Linked DNA regions of Homo sapiens: region 1 is linked to region 2. Evidence: chromatin loops called from intact Hi-C (ENCODE). Cell type or tissue: gastrocnemius medialis. All regions are shown on one strand. Links, peaks and the distances in the headings refer to the core of each region. The heading gives the core; the rest is flanking DNA.

Region 1 (4,000 bases), core at 1-4,000, 100 kb before region 2:
AAACCTTTCCCACCTGTACTTCCGTCCAAAGGACAAACCTTTGCTACCTTTCAGTTCACAGCAAATACTCATCAAATTTTTACTGAATTTAACTGAAATATACTCACAGATCAGAGAGAATACACTGTGTGTATCATTATCAAAGCAAAAATCATAGAAATTATATATCAAAAGCACTTTATATTTGGAACACTTGCTTTTAATAGCAAAAGTCCCCTATAAATGCACTTCAGGAGAAAGACATTCAGCCACAGACCAGAATAGCTTTTATAATACTTCTGAACATTTTCAAGCATTCTATCTATAATTTCCAGGAGCATATTTACAATATAATGCATATGGCCCTCTAAAAACTTTTAATAGTACAAATAAAATTAACCTTGGGAAACAATGCAAAAAATAAATTAATGTTCGTGATAATTTTCTTCCTTAGATGCTTGGCGCCTTTTTAGCTTATACAACCAAAGTAATATAAAGTATATAAATAACAAAGTATATGAATATAAAGTAATATAAAGTATAAAGTGAATTTTTCTTTAAAGGAAACAAAAAAGGCAACTCACCTTAGAACTAGCTGTAACATCACATCTTCACAATGTAAACCAATGAGAGTTCTGAATAATGCCAGAGACACCACACAAAGCTGGGAAGCAAGAGACACACATTCTAGTTCAGATGTTGGAACGATAACTCTACTCCCCACAGATAGTAAATAAATCAGAATTACAAAATATAATGGCCTTTTTTTTTTTTTAGCAGTTTTGATAAAAAGCATGCTGCTGCCAGGGAGAATGTGTATTCAGGATATCAATTCTCCTATAGGATTTGATTAGAAAGCCAGTGTCTGGAATTATGCCACTGTGCAGAATTATCTTCCTACAAAAATGTCTGGGCTCATATTTCCAACTTTTAAAGATCCAGACAGATAAACATTCTACCTACAATTCTCCAATTCTCTCTCTCTCTCTCACATACACACACACACACACACACACACACACACAATCTCCTATTTAGGTAATTTGTTTTCCTGAGTTATTTTCAAATATGCCATTAGTTATTTACAAGACAGGGCTTGCAGAAAATTGCATATAACCTAGCCAAGTCTCCCTTCAGAGTTCTTAGCCTCAAGCTCAGCTCCTCTCTTGGCTTTGGGGCATTTTCCTTGGTTCCATTTCCCATTGTGCTGAGGGTGAGATAATGTTCTTTTCTAAAAAGTTCTTTAAAACACAAGAATTCTATCAATCACTGATTTCCAAAAAGAGAAGGTAAACTGCCAAACAGGGGAGATACCCAAAGGTGTATTGTAAAATCTTTGTACCCTTTTGAGAGTAAGCTTTTAACAATCATACTGGCCCATTTAAGTAATTTTAAGCTCTCATTCTTTGTACAGGAGAATAAATGCTAGTCTGTCTTCTAGGCAGGTTGGGCTTAAAATCTGGCCAATGAAATCTACAACAATGCTGTAAAGAAAGAGCTGTACTTAGCCTAACTCAAAACATCTCTTATCCTCAGGGCAGGTCATATACTTGTCGTTAGCTAGAAGCAACATACTCTGTTCCCATTCCAAGTCTTTGCACACGTGGTTCCATTAAATGCAATGCCTTTTCCTGACTCCCCCATGGGCTAACTCCTATCTATTCTCAAAGTCTTAGCTTAGGCATCGCCTCCCTTAAGAAACCTTTCTGTTCTGTCTCACAATATTACCATCCAACACTTCCTTTCCCCAGCTCAGTTAGGTTTCCTTCTTATCCATTGCCACAGTAACCCCTGCAAATCACTGTTAATTTATCAGATTGCATAGTAACCCCTACCGCTCACTGTTAAGGGTGAGCAGCAGGGTGTATTTATCTTTTTATTATTGAGTTGTAGGAGTTGTTTATTCTGTGTACAAGTATCTTATCAGATATATGATTTGCAAAACTTTCCTACCATTCTGTGAATTGTCTTTTCAAGTTCCTGCTGTTGTCCCTTGAAGGCAAAAGTTTTTAATTTTGATAATTTCCAATTTATCAATTTTTTCATTTGTTGTTGTTCATGCTTTTGGTGTCATATCTAAGAAAACACTGTCAAGGCTACAAGGATTTACTCCTATGATTTCTTCTAAGAGTTTTATAGTTTTAGCTCTTACATTTAGGTCTTTGGTCCATTTTGAGTTAATTTTTGTATATGGCATGAGGTGTGGATTCAGCCTTATTATTTTGCACATGGATATCCAATTGTCTCAGCACCATTTGTTAAAAAGACTATTCTTTCTCCCACTGAGTGGTCTTGAAATCTTGTTGAAAATTAATTGACCATGGATATATGAGTTTATTTCTGGATTTTCAATTCTGTTCCACTGGTCTGTATGTCTATCCTGCACCACACTGCTTTGATTACTGTAGCTTTGTAGAAAGTTTTGAAACCAGGTACGGTGAGTCCTCCAACTTGTTTCTTCAAGTTTGTTTTGACTATTCTGGGTCCACTGCATTTCCATATGAATTTTAGAGTCAGCTTATCTATTTCAACAAATAGGCCAGATAGGAGTTTTATAGAAAAGCATTGAAACTGTAGATCGATTTGTGGAGTATTCCTATATTAACAATATTAAGTCTTCTGGTCTATGAACATTGGGTGTTTTCCCTTTTATTTAGGTCTTCTTTAATTTAAACAATGTTTTATAGTTTTTGCAGCACAAGTTTTGCACTTCTTTTGTAAAAATTTATTCATATTTTATTCTTTTGATGTTATTGTAAATTGATTTTTGTACATTAATCTTGTATCTGCAACCTTACTAGACTCATTCATTCTAACAATTTTAGTGCATTCCTTAGTTTTTTACATACAAGAGCATGTCATCTACAAATACTGATTATTTTACTTTTAATATAAATGCATTTATTTCATTTTCTTATTGAATTGCCCTGGCTAGAACTAAGTACCATCTTGAATAGAATTGAGGAGAGAAGATATCTTACCTTCTTCCTTATCTTAGTGAAAAACATTCTTCACTATTAAGTATAATGTTAGCTCTGACTTTTTCATAGATGCCCTTTATCAGATTGCTAGGAAGTTCCCCTCTATTTCTAATTTGTTGAGTATGCTGTTGATAATCATGATGTTTTCCTTTATCTTGATATGATGTATTACATTAATTGATTTTCAGACTTTAAACCAGCTTTACAATCCTAGTTTGATATATCCCACTTGATCATAGTGTATAATCCTTTCTATTTATTCTAGATTTCATTTGCTAGTGTTTTATTGAGAACTGGGGAGCCCATATTCATAGTAGATGTTAGTGTAGAGTTTTCCCGTGGTGTCTTTGTTTAGTTTTGGAATCAGAATAACACTGGCTTCATAGAATGAGTTGAGATGTATTTCCTCCTCTTCTAATTTTTGAAAGAGTCTGTGAAGAATCTGTATTAATTATTCATTTTTTAAATTGATAAAGAACACATAAATAAAATTTAACGTCTTAATGATTTTTAAGCATACAAATCACTAGTGGTAACTATATTCACATTGTTATGCAACAGATCTCTAAAACATTTACATTTTGCAAAACTGAAACTCAGTAACCACCGAACAACTCCCCATTTTCCCTACCACCTAGCTCCTGGAAACCATCATTTTACCCTCTGTTTCTTTAAGTTTGACTATTTTAGATCCCTTACATGAGTGGAATCCTACAGTTTGTCTTTTTGTGACTGGCTTACTTCACTTCGCATAATACCCTCAAAGATCATCCGTGTTGTAGCATATGACAAGATTTCCTTCTTTTTTTTAAGGTTGAATAACATTCCATTCCATTGTATATATATAACATACTCTCTTATCCATTCATCCATCAATGGACAATCTAGGTTGCTTCAACCTCTTGGCTATTGTGAATGATGCTGCAATGAACATGGGTGTACAAATATCTGTTCAAGATCGTGCTTTAAATTCTTTTAGATATATACCCAGAAGTGGGATTGCTGGATAATGTACTAAACCTATGTTTAATTTCTTGGGA
Region 2 (17,022 bases), core at 6,992-10,991:
GGGGCTAAGCATACAGTTTTGGAGGGGGTTCACTTTACAGCATGTTTATCATACAAGGAGAATTTAGGTTTACAGTACAGTGCTTAAGAGCACAGACTCTAGAGCTGGATTTCCTAGGTTCAAATCTTAGCCCTGCCACATCTGCTGGATGAGGTTAAGCAAGTCACTCCACCTCTGTGCCTCAGTTTTCTCATCTATAAAATGGGGTACCAGTTCTTTCTTCATGGAGTTATTGTAAGAGCTAAACAAATTCACATAGGAAAGAGTTTCAGAACAGTGTCTATCTGACACATAGTAGCAATACATAAGTGCTAACATAATTATTAGAAGGGCATTTTAGGCAACATAATAACAATAGTAGTTCACCCTTTTGCTAAATTCTTACTGTGTCAGATACATAACACAACTCACACCTCAGAAGTATATGAAGGATGGGCTAGCATTATGCCCAATTTATAGATGAGAAATCTAAGGCACAGAGAGGTTGCCTTCCTGAGGTAAGTGGCTGAACCAGCATTTGATCTCAAGCAAATCTGCTCCCCCATGCTCTTAACCATGGTGCCATGCTGTAGGGAGCGGAAAACAAGCTTATTTCCCCCAGGGAAGACAACTGACTTTTGAGGAGCAGGAACTGCCACTGACAGAGTTCATGGAACCGAGTAATGACAGCCAGGCAAGGGAGTCAGGGGCCAGTTCATGAGGCAACTGGGAGCTCATAAAGAATTCTGAGCATAGTTATTGTAGGACAAAAGAGGGATGTAAGGAAATGAGTCTGGCAGATAAACATGGGATAAGTTGGCATGAGGCAAACGAGGCTGTTGAGAGAGAGAGAGAATACTGCAGGTAAAGCAGGTAGTACAGTGATGAGGGACTAAGCCAGGTGATAGCAAAGAGAATATAGAGTGGGACAAATCAAAACAACTTTGAAGGGAAAATTAAGAGAGCTTACAAATACTTAATACTGGGAATAAAAAAAAGCAGGGGATGTGGAGGGGACAAGTCACATTCCACCAAGGGCTGGACAAAAAAAGTTTCCATGTATTTTGATTTCCTTAAATGTTGTTTTGTGCAATTACTTATTTTTAAAGCATTGTTTAAAAACCTAACCAAGAGCAGCACAAAACAGAGCACCACACACACAACACTGTGTTGTAGAAAAAACTGGGTTCTCGTCACACAACCAGGAAAAGTTAGCCACACACACACTTTGAAGGGTGAAGGGGAACAGAATTTACTGGGCAAAAAAGAAAAAAAAGAAAACCTCTCAACAAAGTGAGAGAGGTTCCTCTTAACAGGAAAGGAGAGGCCAGGCTCCTCCCCACTGCAAATGGTGTGAACTTCCCAAGGCTCCAACCCATCCTCCCAGTGCACAGGCCAGTCAGAGATTCTCCAGGGACCCCTTTTTACTTGGCTGTCTCAATTGTACTCTGCATAAGCAATGCTTGATGACCGAAAAGGCGTACTGTAGTAAGTGACAAAAGTGTAATTAGCAAGGAATCATGGAGCATGAACATCTATTGTGTAAAGGAGCAACTATTTACAAAATCAAGATAAAAGAACCCACTAATGGCTACTACCGACAGAGCCCAGGTCTGATAACATCTCCCAGCATAAAGGCACACTGATTTACCCCTTGTTTTAAAGAAGCAGCCAGAGCTTGCCAACAAAAATATGTGATTGATCTAATTAGCTCACTGAACTGAGGAAAACAGTGTGCCAAAATCATGTGTACTCACAGATTACTCCTTCCAGGACAAAGCAGTGTTGCATAAAAGCCTATCCTTCAACTTAAACGTCACACTCATTAAAAGGGACGAAACCCAGCAGTACTTGGCATGCAGGAGCTTAATGAATATTATTGGATGTTGATGACACAGACATGAGTCTCAAAAGAATGAGCTCTCGTGATGGAAAAGAGAAAGAAACATAAAGGACTGTAAAAATGTATATGCAGTGGCTAAACTCCAATTACCAGCTCAGGCCAGGCAATTTTACTCCATTATGCCTGCATTAACATTCCCACTCTCAACTTAATGCTTTATTAACCTAACTGATAATGTCCCTCTTCACTCAGGGTTATTAGCAAATACAAGTCTGTTGAGACTGGCAAACCAGTTCATTCATTCAACAAATATTCCTGGGTACTTACCATCACAGGTAATAAACAATGATCTCTAGTCTTTTTGTTACTAATGCAAGAGAGGGTCTAAAAACTAGTGTAGCATATCTTAAAAAAAGTCCTTAATGGGAAGAGATGAACACCCTAGAGAAAAGTAACAACACTAGCTTCATCAAGTAGTCTGCTGATGACTCACTGGTTAGCTTTAGGAGGTACGTACATACTCAAAAAGCACGAGGATATTATTCTACTGTGTCTCACTCATGGACTGGAGCCAAAGTCAAGATAAGGAAAATTTTTATGTAGTTGTTTATCCAAGTTGTCTTGTCTGTTCTACCTTCAACATCACTGCCTCGGGGGAACATTGGACCAGGAAGCCATAGAAGCTCATGCTCCTGGAGCCCTGAGAAGTCTGGGAATAACCTAAGCAGCAAAGCAGCTGCCTGACTCAGGAGAGCAAAACACACCCAGAAAATACAATGGGAGCAGAACAAAGATTTGGCCATATAAGCTGACTGTTAATATTTTTTATTTTCTAAACTTATTTTTACCACTAGGATTTTATATAAGAAACTCTTTATCAGTTCATGTCTGAAGTAAGGATAGTTTATTATACCCAATTTTACTGCTGTAGAGTATTCTGAACACCTTTGAGCTTAAAAATGAATCACTTTATATTGAATAAGCACCACTTAATGAGAAATTTTTCACAGGAAGATAAAATGTCGATTTTACCATTTTATGAAATGTATACTTACTTATATTTAAGTATTTGAAAAGCTAAAACTAGGTAGAACTAAGGTATAAAGTGAAAGGATCAAACTTAAAAAAATATATGAGGTATTTCTGGATAGTCCGCTTTTGAAAGCACTGTTTTCTGTAAAAAGAGATCCTCTTCCCAAGTTGGCTGCAGGCTAGTCTTGGTCAACTACTCTATTTTATTAGCAATATAGCTCTGTGGGATGGAACTACAGAAACTCTATTGCAACTGGGATGATGGTTTGTAGATTAAGAGAAAATACCATTTAAGGTACATAATCATTTTAAAAAATGACACATATGTTCCTATCTTAAATATTTAATCATGAAACTTAAAAAAGCAAATTTATTTGCCAGCATTTTCACATAGGCCAAGGCTATTTCTTTAAGTACAGGTCTGCTGATTGAAGGTCAAAGTTGTCTTTCTTGCATAAACCTAACTTCCCATTTAGGTTACTTGAAGTTGAGAAGAACCTCAGTATGAATCAATTCAGTGCAGAATCCTTCCATATTTTAAACATCTTTGCCAATCATTTAGAGTTCTCTCTTCCACATCCAATTTGACACCAATATCTTATGGCAAGTTGCCTTTAGTCTTTCCAATTAATTCAACTTCATCAAAATAAACAATTTCCTTTTCACACACATATTTCATCAGTATACTTGTTATTTAATGAAACTATGTAATTACTGTAACAATGCACACAACTCAGCAGTGGGAGGAAATGTTTGGAACCTTGAGCACACATGGGAAATAGCCTACCAGACAGGGCACTCAGCAGGGAGTGGGCATGAGAGTCAATGTACTTTCCAGAGAGAATGGAAAGCACTGGTAAACCAGGGAACCACATAGATTGGTTAAGAGAACGTCCACTGTATTTTTTTTTTTTTTTTTTTTTTTTAGACAGAGTCTCCCTCTGCCACCCAGGCTGGAGTGCAATGGTGAGATCTCAGCTCACTGCAACCTCCGCCTCCCAGTTTCAAGCTATTCTCCCGCCCCAGCCTTCCTAATAGCTGGGATTAGAGGCACCCACCATCATGCCCGGCTAATTTTTTATTTTCACCACGTTGGCCAGGCTAGTCTTGAACTCCTGACCTCAGATGATCCACCTGCCTCAGCCTCCCAAAGCGCTGGGATTACAGGTGTGAGCCACTGTGCCTGGCCACGTCTACTGTACTATAAAAAGAAGTCAGTTGTATTCTCAAAAGCTAGTCTCTAACTTAAAACAGTAACTTTAATCATGGTTATTCTTGCTTAAAAAAGTATCAGTTAAGTCTCTCAGAGAGGGAATATCTGTGGCTTTCTGCCACATCCTTTGGGGGAGAAGTGCTACAGAGTCATCGTTTTTGAAAAAGGAAGCATATACTGCTATCTATATAGCCTAAGGTTATCCCCAGAGTTTAATTTGCAATATTTACACTGGACAATAATCCCTAATAGAACGGCTGGTAGAAAAAATACTGGCCTTGAGCAGCACACTTACAAGAAAATTGACAAAGAGATTTGCAAATTTATATTCTCCCTCCCAACCTCACCTAAAGACACTGCTCCATACCTATGTAAAACTATTACAAATTGGCAGCCAGAATACTGAATCCAGCCCACAGATTTATGTTTTATTTTCATCTGGAGACCTTTGAATATAACATTCATGCTCTAGTTTGTCATAGAACTCATCACATTCTATGGTCTCACATCCGCCTGACCCCAGTGTGCATGCCACTGAGCCAGCTAGATACACAGTTCCGCCATAACTTGACTCTGTATAGAAAGTTTGGTTAGTTTCTGGCAACACCAGAAGTGTTCTTAGAGAGGAGGTATGCGCTTTTGCAGAAGTACCCAACCACATCTCTAAAGAAAGACTAGAGAGCTCACTTACCATGGAGAAATAGTAATGGCTCAAGGTAACTATTCAAAAACTTTAGCATTCCTAAGAACCATGTGGGAATCTTTCTGAAATGCAATTCCTAGGGCCCTATCCCTTCAGATTCTGATTTGGAAGGTCTGGGAATGGAAATCCAGGAATCTGCATTTTAAAAAGTACTTCAGGTGACAGGACAGATGCAAGAGGTGAAATAATAAAAATGTTAACAACTATGAGCAGTTACCAGGCCCTATACCAAGCACTTTACATGTAACAACTTAATCCTGGAACAACGCTATAAAATGGGTACTATTATTATTATCCTCATTCTACAACTGAAGAAATTGATGAAAGGAGAGATTAAGAAACATGCCTGTGCTTATACAACTAGTAAGGGGAAGAGCCAGGATGAAAAACCAGGCCATGAGGTTAAAGAGTTCACCCTCAACCATCTCCTTATACTCCACTACTACTATGGTCTAAGGGAACGTTCTCAACATGAAATACAAACCCCTCAAAGTTTGCTGCTTCTGACTCAGTTAAAGTCATTTATCCCTTACCCATGAATCCCCACTGTCACATTCACCACCATCCTTCCTGGTCAGGATGAAGAGTTCTTTTACATGTTACAATTACAGAAATTGTGGAAGAATTGGCAAAAGAGGCTATGACTGGGATGAATGCCAAGACTCAGATGCCCCTATTCTGAAGCAGGATTGCAACATTTCAGAAAAGCTCTGACAGCCTGAAATAAAAGAGAGCTGTACCATTCTCCAGCTAAAGATATGAAAAAGGAAAAAACAATAGTCTAGTTGTTAACAAAACAAAGGATATTCCAACCCAATTTCTAACACAGTTACCTCAAGCTGCAAAATTATGACCAATGTTAGAGGGTCTCTAAGGGATGAGTCAAAAGTCCATACCAGCTAGGAAAAGAGTTCTTAGACTTGACACCACAAGCACAATCTGTAAAAGAAAAAACTGATGAATTGAACATCATCAAAACTTAAAACTTTTGCTCTATGAAAGCCCATGTGAAGAAGATGAAAAGGTAAACTACAGACTGGCAAAAATATCTGCAAACCACATACTTGAAAAAGGACTAGTGTCTAAAATATTAAACTCTCAAAACTCAACAGTAAAAAATTAGAAAAGGGGCAAAAGACATGAACAGAGATAATTCTGAGGAAATACAGAAGGCAAACAAGCACATGAAAAAAGTTCAACATTACTAGCTATTAGGGAAATGCAAATTAAAACCACAAAGATATATTACTGCATATCTATCAGCATGGCTTAAATTAAAAACAGTGAAAATAGTAAATGTCAGAAAAGATGCAGAGATACTAGATCACTTGCTGGTAAGAGTTTAAAGTGGTATAGTCACTCTGGAAAACATTTGGCAGTTTCTTAACTAAACATGGGCTGGGACAATGGCTCACACCTGTGATCCCAGCACTTTGGGAGGCTGAGGAGGGAGGATCACATAAGCCCAGGAGTTCAAGGCCAGCCTGGGCAAAATGGTGAAACTCTGTCTCTACCAGAAAAAATAAAAATAATTAGCTGGGTTAGTGGTGACCACCTGTAGTCCCAGCTACTCAGGAAGCTGAAGTGGGAGGATCGCTTGAGACTGGGAAGTCAAAGCTGCAGTGAGTCGTGTTCATGCCACTGTACTCCAGCCTGGGCAACGGAGTAAGACACTGTCAAAAAAACAAAAAAATAAAGAATAAAAAAGCAAACATGTAACTACTGTTCAATCCAGCAACTGACCTGCTGGGCATTAATCCCAGAGAAAGGAAAACTTATGTTAACACAAAAACCCGTATACAAATGTTCATAGTAGTTTTATTTCTAAGAGCCAAAAACCAGAATCAGCTGAGATATCCTTCAATAGGTAAATGATTAAACAAACTGTGGTACATCTATACCATGAAATACCACTCAGCAATAAAAAGTAATGAACTATTGATACCAACAACAGCTTGAATGACTCTGCAGGGAATTATGCTGAGCGAAAAAAGCCAATCTCAAATAGTTTCATCCTGTATGATTCCACCTATATAACATTTTTTAACGATAAAATTTTAGAAATGGAGGATAGATTTGTGGTTGCTAGGGATGATGTATGGGAAAATGGGGGCAGGGAGGGCAGGAGGGAAGTGGTGTGATTATAAGAGGGCAATAGAAGGGACCCACATAGTGTTGGAACTATTCAATATGTTGACTTTGGTGGTAGATATACAAACTTACACAGATGGCAAACTTTGTAGAATGTAATGCGGGCACACACAAAGAGCACAAGTAAAACTAAGGAAGATGTGTGAACTGTATCAATGTCAATAGCCTGGTTATGGCATTATGCCATAGTTTTGTAAACTGTTACCACTGGGGGAAACTGGGCAAAGTGTAGGAAGGATCTCTCTGTATAATTATTACAACAGCATGTGAATCTACAATTATCCCAATAAACATTTTTATTGGGGGGAAAAAAAAGTTCATGTTCTCAAGTGTGAACTCAGACAGTGCATTCTTTCACCGGGAATATAAAATGGCCCACTCTTTCCAGAAGGCATTTGGCAATGCTACCAAAAGTGAGAAACTCACATAACCTTTTATCCAACAATTCCATTTTTAGAGTATTAACTGTAACGAACAAATTGTAATGTGTTGAAAATTAAGGGACAAAAGCATTTATTCAGCAATGGCTTTTATACTTAAAGACTAGAAACAACTAAATGTGGTACATACACACTATGAAGTTCTACCTAGTCATCAAAATAATCTTTTGGAATTAAACAGTGAACCTGGAATGATAGTCAAGATACATTCAGTTGTTCCACAAATATTTATTCAATTCCTTCTACAGGCCAGGCACTATTCTTGCACTGGGAGTTTTAACAAATGCCAAATAAGGTATGATCCCAATGTTTCATTAAACTGTACAGTCTGAATGATTGTTAGTAAGTAAATAGGTGAGAAAGAACTAAACACACATTTCTGTGTGTGTAGTTACAAATACACATATAAGTATGGACATACATACACATATGCACATAGATATACACATAGATATGTATATATAGTGTAAATTCCAGAAGGACATAACTGGAAATGTCAATAATGGTTCCTTCTGGAAAGTGGGATTGTGTATGTTTAGTTTTGTTTATCTGTATATTCTAAATTCCTATAATTACTAAGTATAACTAGATTGATTTTTTAATTATTGGAGGAAAAAAGACTGGTCCCCAGAGAGTGCCATTTTATGACATATTTGGCATTAAATGGGTTTATTTAACCAATCTGCTCGTGGCTGGGTATTTAGTTTGCTTTTAGGTTTTCAGTGTCATAAACACTGTGCAAGGAATTTCCTTTATTTTTCCCTTTGAGACAGGGTCTTGCTCTGTTGCCCAGGCTGGAGTGCAGTGGCACAATCACAGCTCACTGCAGCTTTGATTTCCGGGGCTCAAGCAATCCTCTCCACCTCAGCCTTCCATATAGCTGGTACTACAGGTGTGCACCACCACACCCGGCTGATTTTTTTACTTTTTGTAGAGACAGTCTCCTTACGCTGTCCAGGCTGGTCTTGAACTCCTAGGCTCAAGAGATCCTCCTGCCTCAGCTTCCCAAGTGCTGGAATTACAGGTGTGAGCCATGATGCCCAGCCAAGGAACATTCTTTTAACTAAGCATTTGAACATACCCATGATTTTGTCCTTCAATTAGAATCCCAGAAGTGGAAACATCAGCTCAAAGAGTAGGAATATCTGAAGGCTTTTGATGTAAACGGACTCCTCAAAAGTTGTACTGCTTTAAACTCCAATAACTAGTGATCCATTTTCTCCATGCTCACTAATGCTGCTAATCAACACTGAGGATTAACTTGTTCTTGGATTCTCTAGAATTTCACTTTTGGGGGAAAAAATTATTTTAACAGCAGATAAATACACTATAATTACTTGGTTGTCAGTTAAATTTGAAAATATAATTTGTCAATTTTACTTTAATTGCAGAATTTTGACAGACCCACTAAGATAAACAAAAAATCATCTCTGCAGAACTCTATATTTAATTCAATGATCTTTATTTAGATAACCATTGTGGATTCATATCTGACATCTCTAAATCTTCAGCTTACAGAGATCAGCCTCCCCAACAAGAACTCCCAAGCTAAGGACAGAGGTGGCCTTTTTATAGTAACTACCTCATAGGAGCAATATGGGGAAAGGTGACACAATAGAAGCTCCATGTGCCTCCACGGACATATTAAATGGTTCCCAGATGTTGTTTACTATTAGTGTTTCTATTATAAGTAACATACCTTTAACATAACATAGTGAGAACTTAAATAGCTGCTATTTCAATCCTCTTTTCATTTTACAGATGAGAAAACTGGAGTTTGCAAAGGTGGGCCTCAAATTCAGGTTTCCTTAACGCCAGTCTGATACTCTTTATCTAACACTATTTTGTCTTTTGGTAGGTTTTCTATGGACAGACTGAAAGCTAGAGACACCTTAATTCTCACAATTACACTAATCAGAGCAATCTACAATTTGAGATTTAAGTCTACATGCTCAAAATATACTTCATTTACAGATATCTGCCTGGTTAATAATAATTCTCTAAAGCAGATATTTTAAGTTGCAGGCTAAAAGCAAATGGGTTTATATCTGCCTCAGAAGATGATGAATGATTGATTACAAATCTCTACTCTGATACAGGGTTTCTGATTGCATTAGACACAGGCATGAAGACTAATTAAAAATGCTCATATATTCATCACGGTTGATTGTGCATAATCCACTGCTGAAAGTACAAGTGCAGCACCTTCTCTAAAATGACAGAGGAAACAGATGAATTTCCACTCAGAACTCCCGGAGGCTACCTGTCTTGAATTCAGGGTAAATGGGCTTTCCCTAATAACCTAAATCACAAACAGAATGATAGTTAAAAAACCCTACACCAAATTTTACTATTCTATCTGAACAGGGGCTGGCTAGGCCTGGTCACATGTTATGTGATCAATAAATAATTACAGATGGATTGGTAAACAGTTCTATAGGCATACTCTACAAATTTTCAAAACTAATTTTTCTAGATGCCTACAAAATTGGAAGTCACAATTATGTGTTACAATGAGCCAAAGGAAATATATCCTTTTTTTGTTTGTTTGTTTGTTTGTTTGTTTTGAGACAGGGCCTCGATCTGTTTCCTAGGCTGGAGTGTAGTGGCACAATCACAACTCACTGCAGCCTCAACCTCCTGGACTCAAGCAATCCTCCCGCCTAGGTGCCCCCCAACCCCGACCACCAGCCCAGTAGCTGGGACCACAGGCATGCACCACCATGCTCAGCTAATTTTTTAAAATTTTTGTAAAGACAGGGTCTTGCCACGTCAACCAGGCTGGGGAAATAAATCCTACATACCACCAAAAACACTCCTTAAACTGACTCCCTTATATACATGCTCCAGCCCTAGAGTGGGTAGCTAGTACAGATCTCTCTCCACAGCTAAAGGGCTACAATTATTATCTGACAGTCGAGTGTTGCACTCACCTGCAAAAACATCAATAAGGTTGATATGGTTTGGCTGTGCCCCCAAACTTCAACTTGAATTGAATCTCCCAGAATTCCCACGTGTTGTGGGAGGGACCCAGGGAGAGGTAATTGAATCATGGGGGCAAGGCTTTCCCATGCTATTCTCGTGACAGTGAATAAGTCTCACAAGATCTGGTGGGTTTATCAGGGGTTTCCGCTTTTGCTTCTTCATTTTCTCTTGCTGCTGCCATGTAAGAAGTCCCTTTCACCTCCCGCCATGACTCTAAGGCCTCCCCAGCCATGTGGAACTCTAAGTCCAATTAAACCTATTTTTCTTCCCAGTCTCAGTATGTCTTCTCCTACTATCTGTTCTCCTATTATCTGTTTCTCCTATTCCTCAGGAAATGTCTGTCCTCTCCCTGACTCCACCGCCATCCCAGAAAGCACCCCCCACCAAGTTCCTCTTTGATCTGATTCAGGAGTTAGAATCCTTACCTAGCTTTAGGACATAAGGATGGCACTCACTGTGTTGCCTGAAAGTGCCCCAGTACTAAAGGAGCATACGCTAACCTTCCTCCAGGAGGCTCTTGTGGCACCTCTGGATGTCTGTAATGAGAGTGGCCATGAGGGTAGAAAAAGAAAGAGTACCTTGTCCATGAAAACTGCACAACAGAGTGTGTGTTTGGAGGACTGGCTTAAAACTCAAAATCCTGTTGAATGAAGATACTTGAGGTACTAGCTTTTGACCCACTTAATGTACAAAGGATCTGGCAAATGAAAGTAGATTAGAAATTACACAATCTGTGTAAATAGCAAGAAAAAGATTTATGAAATTCAACACAGCAACTATAAACCTAAGGTGGAAAGGGGAAAAATAATGAAGACTCTGAGCTTGAAAATCATCCCAGTTTCGCAATGACAAAACCAAAAAAACGATATAGACCAAACAACAGCAGAGCTGTCATGTAGCTACTCAACTTCTGCTTTTAAAAAAATAATCAAATAGCAGCATTGAAATATGCGATGCCACGTATCCACATACTCTACATTTCTTCCATATAAAATGCTACTGAGCAAAACTTACCTTTTTTATTTTGTAACTTTCTTTTACATTCCTTATATATTTCTGTGTTGATTTTTTAAATTCTTGCCTTCTTTACCTCATTCTCTTCTTCATATACTTCTTTTTGGGCCCTGGAGATCCAGATTCTGACTTAGGCTCTGTCCTTGTAGATACCAATGTAATTTACGTAAGTGGCATGCATTGCACATAAATTTATTCAGTAAATTCTACTCTGTACCAGGACCAGTGCTAGGTACAAGGAAGACAACAGTGAACAAGTCAAACATGGTTCCTCTCTTTATGGAGCTTAGATATGAAATCAACAGTCTCTTTCAGTTCTCAGAGAACTCTTCTTCTCCCTCCCTCATGGAATGAACTTCATCTTTTTCATTTACATTATTAATCACCTTTAACACTCCCATAACAGTCTGTCTCATATGAAAATTTTACTTTCTAACAGAGATTCGGCCAGACTGGTTCATAAGGCAAAAAAAAAAAAGAAGAAAAAAGAAAATGCGGTACAGGGATTCTACAAAAATCAAGGCCTTGAAAAAATACGCACAGTAGTGTTGTTTTAGATGAACACAGAATGTGTGTAAATGTTATAGGAAAAACTGGGCAGGGGAGAGGAGGAGAAAGCACAGAAGGCCCCTCCACCTCAACAATTGGAACCTGATCCAATGAAAGTGTGGTCACTTGGTCATTCAGTCCTGATTGCTTAATGAAAGTGTGCAAATCAGCAGATATTATGCCTGAACGTTCCAAATGTCCCTAATTATGACCAAGCAGATGAAGGCCTTAAAAATCACACTTCACCCTATTTGAAAGGGTTGCTGGCACATCATTAATTAAAATACCTCAGCTCCCAAATACATTAGAAGCATGATAATTATCTTCATACAAAATGTGCTTTAAAACACTTGAAATACTTCAAACTCTAGGGTGACAACAGAATATAAACAAAAAGACCATGCATTAAGGCTCCTGTCCATTACTGTGTTGCTGCAGACAAAGTTAACAGCTCCCCACTTTGGGAATAAGAAGCATTGACAGCCCTAGAAAGAAATGTGGCAATTATCCTGATTATTATTATAATAATATTAGCACCACGTAACTTTTCTTGAGACATTACCATATGCCATGCACTATGCTAAGTGTTTTTGTACCTGCCCCAAGCTCAGAGAGACTGAGTAACTTGCCAAAGGTCACCCAGCCAGAATGTTTCAGAGCAGAGAATTAAATTCAGGTCTGTCTGGCTGCTCCAAAATCTATACTGTTTGTTAGTCACTACAACGCCACCAAAGAGGCCATGTCAAAAGAGGGGAGGAGGCAGGAAAGAGAAGGAGTTGACAATTGCAAACGTTTTCCCAGAGTTCATTTACAAGATTAAAAATGGTCAAAACCACAGAAGTTGAATGTTGAACCACTAGAGAAGCCCAAACAGAATTCCAAAGATTCCCTAAACAGGTTACAGAAAACTTGCCTTCTCTTCCAAGACTGGTAAAATTTGAACAAAAAGAAATGGCAAATCTGTAGCATGAGGAAAGAGTGATTCATCAGGAAGGTACCTAACTGAGGAGAGGCAGTGGAGCCACATGGGTACCCACTTTCATCTAGTTACCCAACCAATATGAATCGTATGCCTACCATGTGCCAGGTGCCTACCTACTGCCCTGGTCTCGGGCCTCCATGTGCTTGAGGGCAACCATAAAACCCTAAAGGAGGAAAACAACCTGTGTACAGAACCTGTGAAGGGCAAATGAGCAGGACTGACAGGATCTACTTCAGGAATGCTCAGTTCTAGTGTTCTCCAACTCAGGAGGAGACTTCTCAATTGAAGAACCACCCCCACTCCAATCCTGAATTTAGTTGTACTATAGTGAGGACAGTATTGACTCCAGAGCATTGAGTTCGAACGACTTATTTTCAATAAACGCAAACTCAGAATCTTTCTTAGAAGGCATTTTCCTAAAGATGAAAACATAGGACACTACTCTGGTTGTGTGACACTAGGGAAAACAGTTCTGAAATTTTACAGCCTCTCCAAGAATAAGAAAGGGCCAGTACTGTTCGTGAAGTTTCAATATGGCCCCACCTCATCTTTGAAAAACTCAAAATTGAAAAACATGCCATGGCCTACTGGAGTCAAATAAATCTGGCTTCAAATCACAGTTTTGCTACTTACTAAGTCTGTAACTTTAAGCAAAGTACTTAACCTCTTTTGGCTCCAATTTCCTCAGTTTCAAAATGGGGATAACCTCCATCCTTCTAGAATCTTATGGACACGAGTGTACTCTTCACCCCAGCTGTGATGCATTCCCTGCCCACAGCCCCCACAAAGGGCACAGGTTATGTTGCCAACCACTGCTCGGGGGCAGCCTTAGACATGATTTCCTGTACCAAAACATACACACACCATCAACCTGCTAGTCACAGGGAATGGAACCTGACAGAATGAGTGATGGGAACCTGATTTAGAAGCAAACAATCCCTAGGCTGGCCTTTAACCTATGATGTGCTCTAATGTCAGAGATAATCATGAATTAGCTCAGCCTTTCAAATTATCCTGGGGATTTGAACTAGGAGGTAAAGCTAGATGGCAGCAGGCAGCAAAGCAGGTAAATCTGAGACACAAGGGCAACTCAGAGAGTAGCAGGCTACAATAACGGCGGACTCCCAGAATGACAGTCCACAATCCCTCAGCCTTTTGATTCCAGCCTCTTAGGTGACTAGCTCTCCTCAGCCCTTGCCCTTCCTGAAGCCTAGCTATTCCTTTTTCCTAGGATCTAACAGTAAGCTTCCCACTACCTGAGGTCACAGGAGGGTATCTCTATTCTTTGCAACCAGAGATAAAGTAGGTGGGGAGCCTACACCCACCTGTGAAAGAGGCCATGAGGAGGCAGAAAGCCATTTACCAAGCTGCTTTGTTGGACTTCACTGAAAAGACCGGGAGGGAGAAATGACATGACCCATCTAACTGAGAAGGGCTCAAGATGCCTCTCACAGAGACAGGCTACCAGAGGAAGCAACCAGAGGGCAGGTGGAGGGTAGAACACCCCAGTTACAATAAGTATAGGATAACTTTAAGAAGTTCCATGAAGTGAAACACCAAATAAAGTCCAGAAGCTCTCATACTTTTGCCACAATTTGTAGCCTCAGCTGAAGGGGGGGAAAATATTATTCTAACACTTCTTAAGACTGAAACAAAGCCAAATGTTGCTGGTTTTCTCCTTGAGATAAGGTTCCATTAAGGAATGAAAAAAGAAAGACTATTCAACACCCTCCAAACAAAAACCAAACGACAACAGTGAAAAAACCTAAAAGCAAAGTTTCCCTCTGCTCCCCCATCCAAATACATAATTTAAAAAATGACAGTCAAAATAACAAGCAGTATCAATCCTGCAGGAGCCATTACATGAAGCCTTACCCAATGCTCACCTCCTCCTAGCCTGGCCTCCAATCCTATGCCAGCTTTTCTGGAGCACCTTTGGGGTCCCTTTCCATGTATCATTTATTTTATTACCTAGCTTCCAACCAAAATTTGTTCCACTTCGTGTTTTCTGGTTTAAATAAATGAGTTCTATATTTCGACAGAACGGACAATGGGTTTCAGCAGATACCCATGATGTACATTTCATAGCTATCTACTTCAGCGCCTTTCTCAAATTTGCATATAACAGAAAATTTGTTTACCATAGATTTTAAAGAGGCAGTAGAGGAGCACTACTGCATAAATCAAAGCTGGGAGTGAAACAGGGGTACTCTAACAGGCCAAGGCATAATTTATCCAGATTTATTTTTCGTCAGACCACTACTCAACTGGCCATGAAAATTACTGTTCCTATTAGCTCTTCCTTCAGTCACCAAAAGAACCAAGCAGCTGCTGTATTGACAAAGTATTCACTTCTCACAGAGGTGGGGAGAAGCAGAAAAACTCAGATCTGAAGCCACTGGCCTGGGTCCATTCAATAAGCTATGAGAAATACCTGAGATAACGCTTGGGCTTCTGTTTGGAGCTACACGGTTTTTATTCTACTCTCTCACTGTACAAAATTCAATACCTTCCTGGCATTGAGTGGCAATAGCCCAAGGTGATAAGCAGTGAATCACAACCAACTTCATTGAGTGGTTTTTTGCAGCCTATAAATAAAATCAGAATCTTTGAAGCTAGTAAACCTTGTGAGGTCTGAGTATCTCAAGGTTATTCATTTCTGAACCTCTCTGGAAAGAGTATAAACACAATCAAAAGAACTATGGTTTATGATTCACAGAATTTCTTCATGCACAGAAATTCACCTTTTAATTATCAGAGCATTATACTGAAGCATTGCAGACCTTTAACTTCTCAGCCCCTGTGTTACCAATAAAAATAATAACAATAATAAAGTCAATTTTCCAGCAGTTAAGAAGTACAAAGGTGCCCTCTCCCTCTCCCTCTCCCTCTCTCTCTCGCTCTCGCTCTCCCCACGGTCTCCCTCTCCCTCTCTTTAAACGGTCTCCCTCTGATGCCGAGCCGAAGCTGGACGGTACTGCTGCCATCTCGGCTCACTGCAACCTCCCTGCCTGATTCTCCTGCCTCAGCCTGCCGAGTGCCTGCGACTGCAGGTGTGCGCCGCCACGCCTGACTGGTTTTCATATTTTTTTGGTGGAGACGGGGTTTCGCTGTGTTGGCCGGGCTGGTCTCCAGCTCCTAACCGCGAGTGATCTGCCAGCCTCGGCCTCCCGAGGTGCCGGGATTGCAGACGGAGTCTCGTTCACTCAGTGCTCAATGGTGCCCAGGCTGGAGTGCAGTGGCGTGATCTCGGCTCGCTACAACCTCCACCTCCCAGCAGCCTGCCTTGGCCTCCCAGGGTGCCGAGATTGCAGCCTCTGCCCGGCCGCCACCCCGTCTGGGAAGTGAGGAGCGTCTCTGCCCGGCCGCCCATCGTCTGGGATGTGAGGAGCCCCTCTGCCTGGCTGCCCAGTCTGGAAAGTGAGGAGTGTCTCTGCCCGGCCGCCATCCCATCTAGGAAGTGAGGAGCACCTCTTCCCAGCCGCCATCCCATCTGGGAAGTGAGGAGCGTCTCTGCCCGGCCGCCCATTGTCTGAGATGTGGGGAGCGCCTCTGCCCTGCCGCCCCGTCCGGGATGTGAGGAGCGTCTCTGCCCGGCCGCCCCATCTGAGAGGTGAGGAGACCCTCTGCCCGGCAACCGCCCCGTCTGAGAAGTGAAGAGCCCCTCCGCCCGGCAGCCGCCCCATCTGAGAAGTGAGGAGCCCCTCCGCCCAGCAGCCGCCCCGTCTGGGAAGTGAGGAGCGTCTCCGCCCGGCAGCCACCTCGTCCGGGAGGGAGGAGGGGGGGTCAGCCCCCCGCCCGGCCAGCCGCCCCGTCCGGGAGGGAGGTGGGGGGATCAGCCCCTCGCCCGGCCAGCCGCCCCGTCCGGGAGGTGAGGGGCGCCTCTGCCCGGCCGCCCCTACTGGGAAGTGAGTAGCCCCTCTGCCTGGCCGGCCGCCCCGTCCGGGAGGGAGGTGGGGGGGTCAGCCCCCCGCCCGGCCAGCCGCCTCATCCGGGAGGGAGGTGGGGGGGTCAGCCCCCCGCCCGGCCAGCCACCCCGGTCCGGGAGGGAGGTGGGGGGGTCAGCCCCCCGCCCGGCCAGCCGCCTCGTCTGGGAGGTGAGGGGCGCCTCTGCCCGGCCGCCCCTACTGG

Evidence for each region. Hi-C counts contacts between places; a loop is a spot of excess contacts. Peaks named below come from ENCODE experiments on the same cell type or tissue, not always from the same donor. Only the 100,000 strongest peaks of a DNase experiment are listed, where the experiment ranks them.
Region 1: it touches region 2 in a loop (2.4-fold over the local background); 2 of 110 quality-filtered maps call a loop at or near these places.

The regions. Positions count from the first base shown.
Region 1 is chr4:151,635,320-151,639,319 of GRCh38, reverse strand. It overlaps FHIP1A (FHF complex subunit HOOK interacting protein 1A), which reads right to left. Exons shown (of 14, transcript NM_001109977.3): 9 at 564-643. Among named protein-coding and RNA genes, the nearest start is that of GATB, 120 kb to the left of the region's middle. In gastrocnemius medialis, for the core only: no CTCF peak of the experiment used is centred there; no DNase peak of the experiment used is centred there; H3K27ac peaks cover 126 bases.
Region 2 is chr4:151,526,321-151,543,342 of GRCh38, reverse strand. All of the region lies in intron 3 of FHIP1A (FHF complex subunit HOOK interacting protein 1A), which reads right to left. Among named protein-coding and RNA genes, the nearest start is that of FHIP1A, 130 kb to the right of the region's middle. In gastrocnemius medialis, for the core only: no CTCF peak of the experiment used is centred there; a DNase peak (open chromatin) is centred at 8,979; H3K27ac peaks cover 3,626 bases.